Linked DNA regions of Homo sapiens: region 2 is linked to region 1. A link is a contact called in ENCODE Hi-C or POLR2A ChIA-PET data. All regions are on one chromosome and are shown on one strand. The core of a region is the stretch at or near the end of the contact, and the rest is flanking DNA. Distances in the headings are between cores, read along the strand shown. Region 1 has its middle 5.3 kb from the start of ADGRE2. Region 2 overlaps OR1I1 (olfactory receptor family 1 subfamily I member 1).

Region 1 (7,063 bases), core at 3,697-6,196:
GAGACGAAGTCTTGCTCTGTCACCCAAGCCGGAGTGCAGTGGTGCTATCTCGTCTCACTGCAATCTCTGCCTCCCGGGTTCAAGCAATTCTCCTGCCTCAGCCTCCCGAGTAGCTGGGATTATAGGCACCTGCCATCGCATCTAGATAATTTTTGTATTTTTAGTGGAGACAGGGTTTCACCATGTTGGCCAGGCTGGTCTCGAACTCCTGTCCTCAAATGATCCACGCGCCTCAGCCTCCCAAAGCGTTGGGATTACAGGCGTGAGTCACCATTCCTGGCGGCTTTCTTGAGTCTCTCCAATACTTCTCACCATCTCCCTTCTTCCCTAGCAACCATCTGCCCTCGAGCCGCATTAGGCTGTCAGCCCCCTGAGTGACTTTTGTCTTTTTCTCTGCAGAGCACCAGCACAGAGCCTGTGCTGAGTGGGGCCCTATATGGTAAACCATGCAAATTAGTAGTACTCCTGCCACTCCACTCCGCTGCCGCCCAGCTAAAGGAAGCCTCCTTCAGCCTCGCTGATCTGGTCCCTGCCGGGGTGTCTGCCTATGTTTCTCCGCCTTCTCTTTGTCCAGAAGTCTCAGTCCTGCTGACCTATTTTGCAGCTTCTGGACAACCTCTGCAATGATGGGGGGTGCGAACATGGTCCTCATTTGTCAAAAGGGGAACTGGAACCTGGGGGTTTGGGGCCCCTGGCCCCAGGTTGCTCAGCTAAGAAGTAACCCAAGATTACCTGTAATCCCAGCTGCTTGGGAGGCTGAAGCAGGAGAATTGCTTGAGCCCAGGAGATGTAGGTTGCAGTGAGCTGAGATCGCGTTATTGCACTCCAGCCTGGGCGATAGAGCCAGACTCCGTTTCAAAAAAAAAAAAAAAAAAAAAAGAAGCAACCCAAGATTATCCAACCAACAATAATAATGGTATTATTAATTATATTAGTATAATTTATTGTTATTATTTTAGAGACAGGGTCTCTGTTGCCCACGCTGGAGCACAGTGGCGGTGGCACAATTATGGCTTCAGGCAACCTGCACGTCCTGGGCTTATGTGATCCTCCTGCCTCAGCCTACCAAGTAGCTGGGACTACAGGCATATGTTGCCATGCCTGGCTAACTTTTCACTTTTTTTGTGTGTGTGTGAGGGGGACGGAATCTTGCCCTGTTACCCAGGCTAGAGTGCAGTGGCGAGATCTCGGCTCACTGCAACCTCCGCCTCCCAGCTTCAAGCAATTCTCCTGCCTCAGCCTCCCTAGAAGCTGGGATTACAGGCACACACCACCACGCCCAGCTAATTTTTTAGTAGAGACGGGGTTTCACCATGTTGGCCAGGCTGGTCTCGATCTCCTGACCCTCAAGTGATCCGCCCACCTCAGCCTCCCAAAATGCTGGGGTTACAGGTGCATGCCACCATGCCTAGCCACACTCCTTTTTTAAATTTAAAAACTGAGTGAAGTCAGGAGAAAAAAATCTTAAATTGCAGCATGACAGATTCCATACTAGAATCTTGAAAAAGTCTCCAAAGCCCCATAGGAAAAAGCCACCTTGCAAAAAAGCTGAGATACAAAGATAATAAAAGATTTGGTTTCAGGATACAAACATATGCAAGAAGACTTTAAAAAATAATCAAGGCTGCCGGGCGCGGTGGCTCATGCCTGTAATCCCAGAGAGGCCGAGGTGGGCAGATCACCTGAGGTCAGGAGTTCAAGACCAGCCTGGCCAACATGGTGAAACCCCGTCTGTACTAAAAGTACAAAAATTAGCCGGGTATGGTGGTGGGTGCCTGTAATCCCAGCTACTTGGGAGGCTGAAGCAAGAGAATCACTTGAACCCGGGAGGCAGAGGCTGCAGTGAGCTGAGATTGCGCCACTGCACTCCAGCCTGGGAGACAAGAGTGAGACTCCGTCTAAATAAAATAAAATAAAATAAAAATACATAAATATAAATAAATAAATAAAAATAAACAAGGCTGGGCCGGGCGCAGTGGTTCATGCTCGTAATCCCAGCTACTTGGGGATGCTGAGACGGGAGGATTGCTTGAGCCCAGGAGTTCGAGACCATCCTGGGCAACATAATGAGACCTCCATCTCTACAATAAAAATAAAAAATTCGCCAGGTGTGGTGACTCGCACCTGTGGTCCCAGCTACTCAGGAGGCTGAAGTGGGAGGATGGCTTGAGCCCAGGAATTCGAGGTGGCAGTGAGCTGTGATCATACCACTGCACTCCAGCCTGGGTGACAGAGCAAGACCCTGTCTCAAAAATAAATAAAATAAAAAAATAAGTAACTGAGCAAAGGAATAAGGTGCAAAGAATATTCAGAGTGGTGGTAATCAGCAAGATAAAGATGGGAGCATGGGAACAAGGTCATGTCTCAGTTCTTGGTGATGAGGGAGGCTCATGGGTATGCCTTCCTTCCCTTTTATTTTTTAATTTACATATTTTTTGCAAAGCAAAGTTCTTTATTCCCGCAAATTGTGAACAATACACATAGTAGTTTCCACATATGAATGTTTCCTAAAATGATGGCTGTTTTGTTTTGTTTTCTTGAGACAGAGTCTCTTGCTCTGTCGCCCAGGCAGGAGTGCAGTGGCACAATCTCGGCTCACTGCAACCTCCGCCCCCCGCGTTCAAGCCATTCTCCTGCCTCAGCCTCCCAAGTGGCTGGGATTACAGGTGCACACCACCACGCCAGGCTAATTTTTTTGTATTTTTAGTAGAGACGGGCATGAGTCACTGCGCCCAGCCAAAATGATGGTTGTTTAACGTAACGCCATGTAATGCAGGCATGTGGTGTTTTGCGGTTATATTCACATGTGATTTTATCAGGGACCAAAGCAAAAACAAAGAGAATTCTGAAAAGAGTTTGTATCAAGGAAGATAAAATCGGCCAGGCAGAGTGGCTCATGCCTGTGATCTCAGCACTTTTGGAGGCCGAGGCGGGAGGATCCCTTGAGCCCAGGGGATCGAGACCAGCCTGGGCAACATGGTAAAACTCCATCTCTACCAAAAAATGCAAAAATTAGCCAGGAGTGATGGCATGTGCCTGGAATCCCAGCTACTCACGGGGCTGAGGTGGGAGGATCTCTTGAGCCCAGGAGTTCAAGGTTGCAGTGAGCTCTCGCCACTGTACTCCAGCCTGGGCCACAGAGTGAGACTCTGTCTCAGAAAATAAGTAAGTAAAATAAAGCTGATCATGGATAGACCGATGGTCCCAAGAATTACATTGTTTCATGAATTATATAAACCTGAGGCTCTATACAAATATTTAAAAAAGAATTTTAAAATGTGTAAAGGTTTTAAGGAGAAGCGATTAGAGGAAGCAAAGGAGAGAGTAGGGTGGGGGAGGGGAACAGCTCAGGGGTGGCTGTGGGGGTGGGGAACTGGTGGCAGCCAACAAGAAGCCCTGAGCTGGGAACGCTGTGTGACATTTGGTGGCATTTTTATCACCTTCTTGCAGCTCTCAGTGTCTTCCCCATTTTGCAAAATCTTCTGAGCAGGGTGGTGCCGATGTCCCGATAAGGATGGGGTCAGGCTTCTGGGGGGCACTGTGAGGATGGGGGTCTCAGAATCCTTCCCTTGACTTTCGATGGGTGGGGAAGGCCAGGGGAGGAAGGGGGCTTATTCAGGCTGGGTGCCCACCCGGGTCAACCCCTCCGCATGCCTCTGGGCCTCTTCTGTTGTGGGCTTGTGGGTTCCCGAGAATTAGGGCCATGGATGGCACTGACGGTCCCAGCCAGTACCAGAAAGAAACGATGGGAAAGCATTGATGAGAATCAACCCATCCCCAGGGCTCTGTCCCTCGGATGGAGGTCTCCCTTTCACTTCTTTCCAGGCATAGAAAACAGTTTGCGGCTCCTCAAAAAGTTACTTGCAGAGTGACCCTGTGATCCAGCCATTCTGCTCCTGGGTATACACCTGAGAAAACTGAAGGCAGACACTCAAACGGATACTTATGTTTATTTTTAAATTTAATTTAATTTAATTTTTTTGAGATGGAGTCTCTCTCTGTCACCCAGGCTGGAGTGCAGTGGCGTGATCTTGGCTCACTGCAACCTCCACCTCCTGAGTTCAAGCTACTCTCCTGCCTCGCCTCCCGAGTAGCCGAGATTACAGGTGTGTGCCACCACCCCTGGCTATTTTTGTGTGTGTGTGTGTGTGTATTTTTAGTAAAGACAGGGTTTCACCATGTTGGTCAGGCTGGTCTCAAACTCTTAATCTCAGGTGATTCCCTTGCCTCGGCATCCCAAAGTGCTGGGATTACAGGCGTGAAGCACCGCACCTGGCCTCATATAGTTACTTTTTGTGTATGGTTATGACGTAGGGTCTAAGTTCTTTCATTATTATTATTATTTTTTGCATGTGTATATCCTATTCTTGGGAAAATTTAAAGGGGATTATTTCTGTTTCTGGTAACGCGCGCGTTCATCCTGTGCTCCCCTGCCTGTAATTCTCCCACTAGGGTCAGAGTAGGGCTGGAAAAGCGAAAACCATAACTAGAAGAGACTTCCCCAACAGGATGTTGCCCAACCCTGGCAGGGCTGACGTCCAGCCTCCAGGGTCCTTACCGGCAGTGCAGTCACAGCTGTGACTAAACCCAGCCACCCACAGCCTGACGCCCCCACACCCTTGACCTTCCCTTTAGCTTCGGGCTTGAGCAGGCCTTTGATACTCAAATAGAGAAAGGAGACAGCAAGACCCCTGTGCCTTCTCAGAGGGGGCACCCCCTTCCCCGATGCCTTCACGGGTCCTGCCTCTCCGGGACCCAGCTTCCCTCCTGGCCACCCCACCACCTCCCCAGCCACACCTCATTTCCACCCATCTAGAGAGGGTGAAACACAAACACTCCTGGCAGCCCTGCCCGAGTGTGTCCTGGGACATGGTGGGGTGGGGGCTCCCCGACTCCTGGGAAGGGGAAGTCTGGGGTGGCCTGTCCTCCCAGCTCCTCGCCCCACTGGTTCCTCTCCCCATGAGTCATGGGAAAAAGCAACAAAACCAACCGCAGGGAGATATAATATCTCTTCCTGTATCTGTGACAGCTGTCTTGTTGGTCTGGCCGTCTGTTCTTCCTGTGAGCATCTGAATCCGTTCAGACCAAGCTCTTCCTCTCCTTGAGCACCCTCTATGGCTCCCACCTTACCCAGTAAAATCCAGTCTTCCCCAAGGCCCACAAGGCTTGGCTGTGTGATTTGCCCTGTCACCTCCAGCTCTCTTCCCCTCATTCACTTGGCTCCAGCCACAGCACCTTCCTCACTATTCCCCAAACAAATATACCAGGCCCAGTCCAGCCTCAGGGCCTTTGCATGTGCTGTTTTCGCCACCTGGAATACCTTTCCCTCAGAATTTTTTTTTATCTTTTAATTATTTTGTTTTTTGAGACAGAGTCTTGCTCTGTCACCCAGGCTGGAGTGCAGTGACACGATCTCGGTTCAACCTCTGCCCCCGCCCCCTGCCTCCCCGTTTTCAAGCAATTCTCCTGCCTCAGCCCCCTGAGTAGCTGGGATTACAGGCGCCTGCCACCACGCCTGGCTAATTTTTGTATTTTTAGTAGAGAGGGGGTTTCACCATGTTGGCCAGGCTGGTCCCGAACTGCTGATCTCAGGTGATCCACCCGCCTCGGCCTCCCAAAGTGCTGGAATTACAGGCGTGACCACTGTGCCTGGCCGAGACACTGCACCTGGCCTCTTCTTACTTTTAGAGACAGGGTCTTGCTCTGTTGCCCAGGCTGGAGTGTGGTGTTGCCTTCATGGCTCACTGCAGCCTCCACCTCCTGGGCTCAAGTGATCCTCCTGCCTCAGCCTCCTGAGTGGCTGGGGTTACAGGCCCGAGCCAGGCCTGTTCTGTTTCTTCTCTGTACTCGAAACCTACAGCAATGCTCTAGGTTTGCTCAATACACACAGTAGCTGCTCAATAAATGTGCATAAATAATACATGAACGATGAGTTCTAGCTGGGAAATGACAACTGGGAAAAGTGGGATGTGGAGGATAATTTAAGAGATGAGAGCTGTTTCCGAAACTCCTGGGGGGCCTGAGGCGCCCGGATCGGGGAGAAACGGGGGCGACCATCCACTTCCCCGGCAGTCGCACGCACCTCCCCTTGGCGGCCCACAGATGGCGCTGGCTCCACGCGCTGCAGCGGCGGGAAGCCGGAGGTGGGAAAACCCAAGCTTTAGCCCCCTCCCCTGTCTGGCTGCTGGGGTCAGTTCCTGGCCCGGATTAGGATGCCAAGCCCGGGCACCCTGCTTGGGGTCCCACCTCCTGGTAGACGGGCTTTTTGGTCAAATGAGGGGAATCTGAGAAGAGTGGGGGTGGTCCACTCTGTGGTCCTCCCTCTGTCCACGCATGCTCTGATTTCCCCATTCCTAAAACTAGTTCAGCAGCTCCATGCCTGGGGGAGGGGTGAACGCACTTAACCATGTTCGTGTTCTGCCTTAACTTTATATAGGTTAGAGCTGGGCGCAGCGCTTGGTGTCAGTGGGTCCTGGGTGCACATTTGTGGAACAGTGAATGGGTGAATCCCTGTTTTACAGATGGGGAAACTGAGGCTCAGGAAGGCGATGCGGCTCACCCAGGTTCATAGAGCCAGAAAATGGCAAGGCTGGGATCGGAGACACCAGGCCTGCGTGAGTCCAGAGTCAGCTCGTTTTTTTTTTTTGATTGTTTGTTTGCTTGGTTTTTTTTTTTTTTTTTTTTTTTGAGACAGGGTCTCTGTCACCCAAGCTGGAGTGCAGTGGCAGGATCTTGGCTCACTGCAACTTCCGCCTCCTGGGTTCAAGCGATCTCCTGCCTCAGACTCCTGAGTAGCGGGGATTGCAAGCGCGTGCCACCATGCCCAGCTAATTTTTTGCATTTTTGGTAGAGACAGGGTTTTACCATGTTGGCCAGGCTGGTCTCGAACTCCTGACCTCAAGTGATCTGCCTGCCTCGGCCTCTCATAGTGCTGTTGCCCAACCTCAAAAAACGAAAACGGGAAGTTTTTGTCAACAGGAGCGTGGGAACCGGAAATCCTTGCTTCCGATACCGGAAGTCAGAGACCACACATTTGCAGGGAGCGAAATTGAGGTCCCAGTGC
Region 2 (6,718 bases), core at 3,335-5,834, 310 kb after region 1:
CTCAGACACGCACACCAACGAGCTGGTGATCTTTGCTTTTGGCATTGTCGTGGGCACCAGCCCATTCTCCTGCATCCTTCTCTCGTACATCCGCATTTTCTGGACAGTCTTTAAGATCCCTTCTACTCGGGGCAAGTGGAAAGCCTTCTCCACCTGTGGCTTACACCTCACTGTGGTGTCACTGTCCTATGGGACCATCTTTGCTGTGTACTTACAGCCCACATCCCCCAGCTCCTCCCAGAAGGACAAGGCAGCCGCCCTAATGTGTGGGGTGTTCATCCCCATGCTCAACCCCTTTATCTACAGCATACGGAACAAGGATATGAAGGCAGCCCTGGGGAAGCTCATCGGCAAAGTGGCCGTCCCCTGTCCTAGGCCAGAACAGTTATTGGATGTTTATCATGTTCCAGGATCACTGTTGGCTGCTAGGGACACAGAGATGCATCCCATCCCCTACCCTGGAGGAGTTCAGAGTCTAGCTGGGAACAGAGACATGGAATAAATCCTTCCAGTACAACGTGATAAATGTGTCATAAAGAGATGAACAAAGTGTATGAGCACCCAAAGGAAAGGTGTGCATTTTCCCCAGGATTTATCTTCCCCAAAAAGATCAGAATAGCAAGGATCAAACTGGCCTGAAATTAGCCCTCCTGGAGGATCAGCCTTTTAGGATTGCTATGTGAATAAGAGTAGTTGAAAACAAGAGACGTAGCTACACTCATTTTAGTATTGACAAAGGCCAGGTGTGGAAGCTCAAGCCTGTGATCCCAGCATTTTGGGAGGCCAAGGTGGAAGGATCACTTGAGGCCAGGAGTTTGAGACCAGCCTGGGCAACATACAGAGACCCTATCTCCACACACACACACAAAATCACTTTAGCAAGACATGGTGGTATACGCCTGTAGTCTCAGCTAATCAGGAGGCTGAGGCAGGCAGATCATTTGAGCCCAGGAGTTCAAGGTTGCAGTGAGCTATGACTGCACCACTGCACTTCAGCAGTTTGGGAAACTGAGCAAGATCTGTCACTCATAGGTAGATAGATAGATAGATAGATAGATAGATAGATAGATAGATAGATAGACAGACAGATAGATAGAGAGGATAAGATAAGATAGGTAGATAGGGTGGATAGATAAGATATGTAGATAGATAGATAGATAGATAGATAGATAGATAGATAGATAGATAGATATACAGATAGATACATAGATAGATAGGATAGATAGGTAGGTAGGTAGGTAGGTCAACCGATCGATAGATCTATCTATTGACAGACAGATAGATGATTGATTGATAGATAGATCATATAAGTAGATAGATGATAGATAGATAGATAGATAGATAGATAGATGAGATAGGTAGGTAGGTCAGTCGATCGATTGATCAATCGATCAACAGATAGATGATAGATAGATGGATGGATAGATAGAGATAGAGGAGGTAGGTAGATAGATAGATAGATAGATAGGTAGATACAGACAGCCCATGTATTAGCCAGTGTTTCCTAAGTGTTGTGGAAGAACTTTGAAAATATTTGCAAGTGAGATTAGCTCACGTGCTGTTCGCTTAGTCAGCCAGCAAGCCTCAGCCTCCTGGGGGGTCTTGAGACCTCCACTTGTAACTATGACTGTGGTTGGGGCTTACTTTCTCAATTCCCAACAGGCTTCCTGTCTCCCCACAACCCCCAGTCAAGGGGACTCTGATGCAGACGGTCCATCAATCGTAGTTTGGGAACACAGACCCTAGCCTAGCTCCAAAATCTATGTGTTTCCTGTGACATTCATCGCCTGACTCTGAACCCAGTATGATTCTACACGCAGGGTCAGCCACAGCAGATCAGGTGGCCCGGGGCACTTAAAAAGTTAGTGTTATGGGTTGAACTGTGGCTCCCAAAAAAAGATACGTGGGAGGCCAGGCGCAGTGGCTCACACCTGTAAACTCTGGCACTTTGGGAGGTTGAGTAGGGAGAATCATTTGAAGCTAGGAGTTCAGGACCAGCCTGAACAACATAGTGAGATCTCATCCCTACAAAAAATAAAAATGAAAAAAGAAAAAATTACCTGGGTGTGGTGGTGTGCACCTGTCATCTTAGTTACTCGGGAGGCTGAGACAGGAGGACCTCTTGAGCCAAGGAGGTCGAGGCTGCATGAGCTATGTTCCTGCCACTGCACTCCAGCCTGGGAAACAGAGCAAGGCCCTGTCTGCAAAAGTAATAATAATAAAATAAAAAAGATATGTTGAAGTCCTAACCCCAAGGACCTCAGAATGTGACCATATTTGAAGATAGGGTGTTTACAGAGGTCATTAGATTACAGTAAGGTCATTAGGTTGGTCCCTAATCTGATACGACTGGCGTCCTTATGAAAAGGGGAGATTTGGACACAGGCACCCACACACATGGAGACCGCCACATGAAGATGGAGGCAGAGATTGGGGTGATGCTCCTACAAGCCAAGGAATGCCAGGGACTGCCTGCAGACCACCAGAAGCCAGGAGAGGCGTGGAACAGGCTATCCCTCTCAGCCCTCAGAAGGAACCAAGGAATCAAAGCTGCTGACAACTGATCTTTTTTTTTTTTTTTTTTTTTTGAGACGGAGTCTTGCTCTGTCATCCCGGCTGGATGCAGTGGCATGATTTTGGCTCACTGCAACCTCCACCTCCCAGGTTCAAGCAATTCTCCTGCCTCAGCCTCCCAAGTAGCTGGGATTACAGGCACCCACCACCACGCCCAGCTAATTTTGTGTTTTTAGTAGAGATGGGATTTCACTATGTTGGCCAGACTGGTCTCAAACTCCTGGCCTCCAGTGATCTGCCCACCTCAGCCTCCCAAAGTGCTGGGATTACAAGCGTGGGCCACTGCACCTGGCCCAACACCTTGATCTCGGACTCTTAACCTCCAGAACTGTAAGACAACAAATTTCTATTGTTTAAGTCACCTAGTTCATGGTAATTTTTAAATTTTTTTTTCTTTTAGAGACAGACAGGATCTACTGTGTCACCCAGGCTGGAGTACAGTGGTGCAATCATAGCTAAAGTGCAACCTCACCTCAAACTCCTGGGCTCAAGCAATCCTCCTGCCTCAGCCTCCTGAGTAGTTGGGACTACAGGCCTATGCCACTGCAATCAGCTATATATATTTGTAGAGACAGGGTCTCACTATGTTGCCCAGGCTGGTCTCAAACTCCCGGCCTCAAGAGATCTGCCCTCCTCGGCTTCACAAAGTGCTGGGATTGCAGGTGTAAACCACCACACTCGGCCTGATTTGTGGTACTTTGTTGCAACATTGCTAGAAAACAAATGCAGTTAGTTTAAGAAATGTCAGCAACCTACAAAACCTACAAAGTGTCCCAGTACATCCTCTCAAGTTTACAATTGACCATGTGTTCTGGCCAAGGGACCCTGGGCTAGAACTGGAGAAAAGGATGAAGGATTTAGATTGCATGGATTCACTTACTGGGTATCAGCATGATGACAATAATGATGATGACAACCGAGATTTATTATCTGAACAATGCTAACTCCTTTATATGCACAATCTCAATAAGTGTTAAGCAACACCCCTACAAGGTAGGTGCAGAAGTAATTGTGGTTTTGCCACTGAAAGTAACAGCAGGCTGCGCATGGTGGCTCACACCTGTATTCCCAGCACTTTGGGAGGCCGAGGCGGGCAGATCACAAGGTCAGTAGATCGAGACCATCCTGACCAACATGGTGAAACCCCCTCTCTACTAAAAATACGAAAATTAGGCCGGGCACAGTGGCTCATGCCTGTAATCCCAGAACTTTGGGAGGCTGAGGTGGGCGGATCATGAGGTCAGGAGATCAAGACCATCCTGGCTAACATGGTGAAACCCCATCTCTACTAAAAATACAAAAAATTAGCCGGACATGTTGGCGGGCACCTGTAGTCCCAGCTACTCGGGAGGCTGAGGCAGGAGAATGGCCTGAACCCGGGAGGCGGAGCTTGCAGTGAGCCAAGGCCACGCCACTGCACCCCAGCCTGGGTGACAGAGCGAGACTCCTCCTCAATTTAAAAAAAAATACAAAACTTAGCCAGGCGTGGTGGCCCACACCTGTAGTCCCAGCTACTTGGGAGGCTGAGGCAGGAGAATGGCGTCAACCCGGGAGGCGGAGTTTGCGTGAGCCGAGATCGCCCCACTGCACTCCAGCCTGGGTGACAGAGCGAGACTCTGTCTCAAAAAAAAAAAAAAAAAAAAAAAAAAGTTTGTAATTTAAAAGTTTGAGCATCACTGGGCTAGATGGGGGTCCTGTAGATAACCGGGACCCAAATAGGCTTTAGGTACAGAGATACAGGAGAACCAGATTTGGGGTGCCGCTCTAGCCACTGTGTCCAGGAGGGAACCTTCCCAACCGCCCTAAAAGCTCTGAAAACTACAGTTAGAGAAGTGGCCACTAGGTGGCAATAATGTCATTTCACAAATTGGATTTAAAACGCTTTTTTTTTTTTTTTTTTTTTTTGGTTTTTGGTTGTTTTTTTTTTTTCCCCGGAAACTTGTATTCTAGCTGTGAACTGGCCCAGGTCCATGGCCCTTAGGTGTAATCTCCCCCTGGAAGGGCACAACAGGTGCAAAGTTTCCATGATGAGAAGGAGCCTGTGTTGTTTAAAGAAATCACGGAGACTGGTGTGGCCTGAGCCCAGAGTGACAGGGAAGCTGGGTTTGCAGGGGGCCCGTGGAGGGCACTGGGAGTAACACGGTGTGTGGACCACGGGGAGTGGGACCATGACAAGGTTTAAGGAGGATAGGGGGTGGGGCTGTGCTTCAGAACGAACCTGCCAGTTATCCATGCCATAGATCTGGAGTCAGCAAACTTTTTCTGTCAAGGTCCAGGTCGTCAATATTGTCAGCTTTAGGGACCTTACCATCTCCGTTGCAATGACTGAACTCTGCTGCTGTCTGGCGAAAGCAGCCATAGATGAGACATCAACGAATGGGCTTGGCTGTGTTCCACTAAAACTTTGTTTATAAACACAGAAGCTTCCATTTCATATCATAGTACATGTCATACCTTGTAGCCTTTGGGTTTGTTTTCAACCACTTTTAAAATGTTAAAACTACTCTAGGCCAGGTGCATTCACTCATGCCTGTAATCCCAGCACTTTGAGAGGCCAAGGGAGGAGGATTGCTTGAAGCCAGGAGTTCGAGACTGGAGTGGGCAACATAGTGAGACCTCCCCCATCTCTACAAAAATTTTTTAATTAGCTGGGCATGGTGGTGCATGCCTGTAGTCTCAGCTACTCAGGAGGCTGAGGAAGGAGGATCACTTAAGCCCAGGAGGTCAAGGCTGCAGTGAGCTATGATTGCACCACCGCACTCCAGCCTGGGGGATAGAGTAAGACCACTGTCTCTAAAAAACTTAAAAAATAAATAAATAAATAAAAATAAATGCAAAACTATTTTTATTTCAAGGGCTGGATTTAGCCTATGGGCCATAGGTTGCCAATCCTCGTATAGATGGATGGGAGTGACAAGAGTTAAGGGGACCAAGAAAGACCAAAAAGTGAGAGGTGAAGTGGGCTGAAAACCATCAGAAGATAAGGAGCTGGTGCCACAGGACCTTTGCAAATGCTGTTCCCTCTTCCTGACCCCTCCTGAGTAAATTCCTGCTTGGCATTGAGATTTCAGCACAAACTCCACTTCCTCAAGGAAGCCTCCCCTAACCTCCATCCCTTGCCCAGCTACATCAGTTGCCCTAATGTTACACTCGCTATCCCCTCTCTCATCATCACTCATCATTAGTGATCTCTTCATCACTGCAGTGGTTTTGTGGGGTCTTTTGTTTTGTTTTGAGACAGAGTCTTGCTCTGTCTCCCAGTCTGGAGTGCAGTGGGGCGATCCCGGCTCACTGTAACCCCCACCTCCTGGGTTCAAATGGTTCTCCTGCCTCAGCCTCCCGAGTAGTTGGGATTACAGGCACGCATCACCATGCCTGGCTAATGTTTTGTATTTTTAGTAGAAACGGGGTTCACCGTGTTTGCCAGGCTGGTCTCGAACTCCTGGCCTCAAGTGATCCACCTGCCTCAGCCCCCCAAAGTTCTGGGATTACAGGTGTTAGCTGCTGCACCCGGCCTCCTCACTGCAGTGGTTTTATATTAGTTTGTGTAACCCTTTGATTAATGTCTGTTTCACCCATTTGACTGAGCTGGGAGCTGGGACCTGAAATAGTGTTATCTTGTTTATCTTTGCACCTCTGTGCCCCTATGATTAGTACGGTAGCCACTCAATGTATGTTTTCTGGCCACGCACCGTGCCTCACACCTGTAATCCCAGCACTTTGGGAGGTGAAGGCGGGCAATCACCTGAGGTCAGGAGTTCAAGACCAGCCTGGCCAACCACGGCCAACGTGATGAAGCCCCATCCCTACTAAAAATACAAAAATTAGCCAGGCGTGGTTGCACGTGCCTGTAATCCCAGCTACTCAGGAGGCTGAGGCAGGAGAATCGCTTGAACCCGGGAGGCAAAGGTTGCAGTGACCCAAAATCATGACACTGCACTCCAGCCTGGGCGACAGAGCAAGACTCTTGTCTCAGAAGAAAAAAAAAAACAAAAAACACTTTTTTTCTTTATTTTAATTTAATCTTATTTTATTTTATTTATTTTATTTTTTGAGATGGACTCTCACTTTGTCGCCCAGGCTAAAGTGTAGTGGTGTGATCTTGGCTCACTGCAACCTCCGCTTCCCGTGTTCAAGTTATTCT

Evidence for each region. A loop is a pair of places that touch in the nucleus more often than their neighbours do. ChIA-PET counts read pairs that join two places held with the same protein, here RNA polymerase II (POLR2A). Pooled maps may share reads with other maps.
Region 2: a pooled map shows a loop between it and region 1 (6-fold over the local background). The contact joins two enhancer-like sites. A Hi-C loop is called at or near these places in 2 of 50 pooled maps. POLR2A ChIA-PET finds 5 or more read pairs at or near these places in 3 of 52 experiments (HCT116, MCF 10A and WTC11).

Annotation. Positions count from the first base shown.
Region 1 is chr19:14,780,370-14,787,432 of GRCh38, forward strand. No RefSeq gene overlaps it. Among named protein-coding and RNA genes, the nearest start is that of ADGRE2, 5.3 kb to the left of the region's middle. RefSeq lists a cis regulatory region at 5,934-6,385 and an enhancer at 6,150-6,649. Within about 2 kb of position 4,947, at least 14 of the 41 ENCODE cell types and tissues checked have a DNase peak (open chromatin) inside an H3K27ac peak, as active enhancers do.
Region 2 is chr19:15,087,632-15,094,349 of GRCh38, forward strand. It overlaps OR1I1 (olfactory receptor family 1 subfamily I member 1), which reads left to right. Exons shown (of 2, transcript NM_001004713.2): 2 at 1-5,339. The coding sequence ends at 502. Among named protein-coding and RNA genes, the nearest start is that of OR1I1, 8.8 kb to the left of the region's middle. Within about 2 kb of position 4,585, at least 2 of the 41 ENCODE cell types and tissues checked have a DNase peak (open chromatin) inside an H3K27ac peak, as active enhancers do.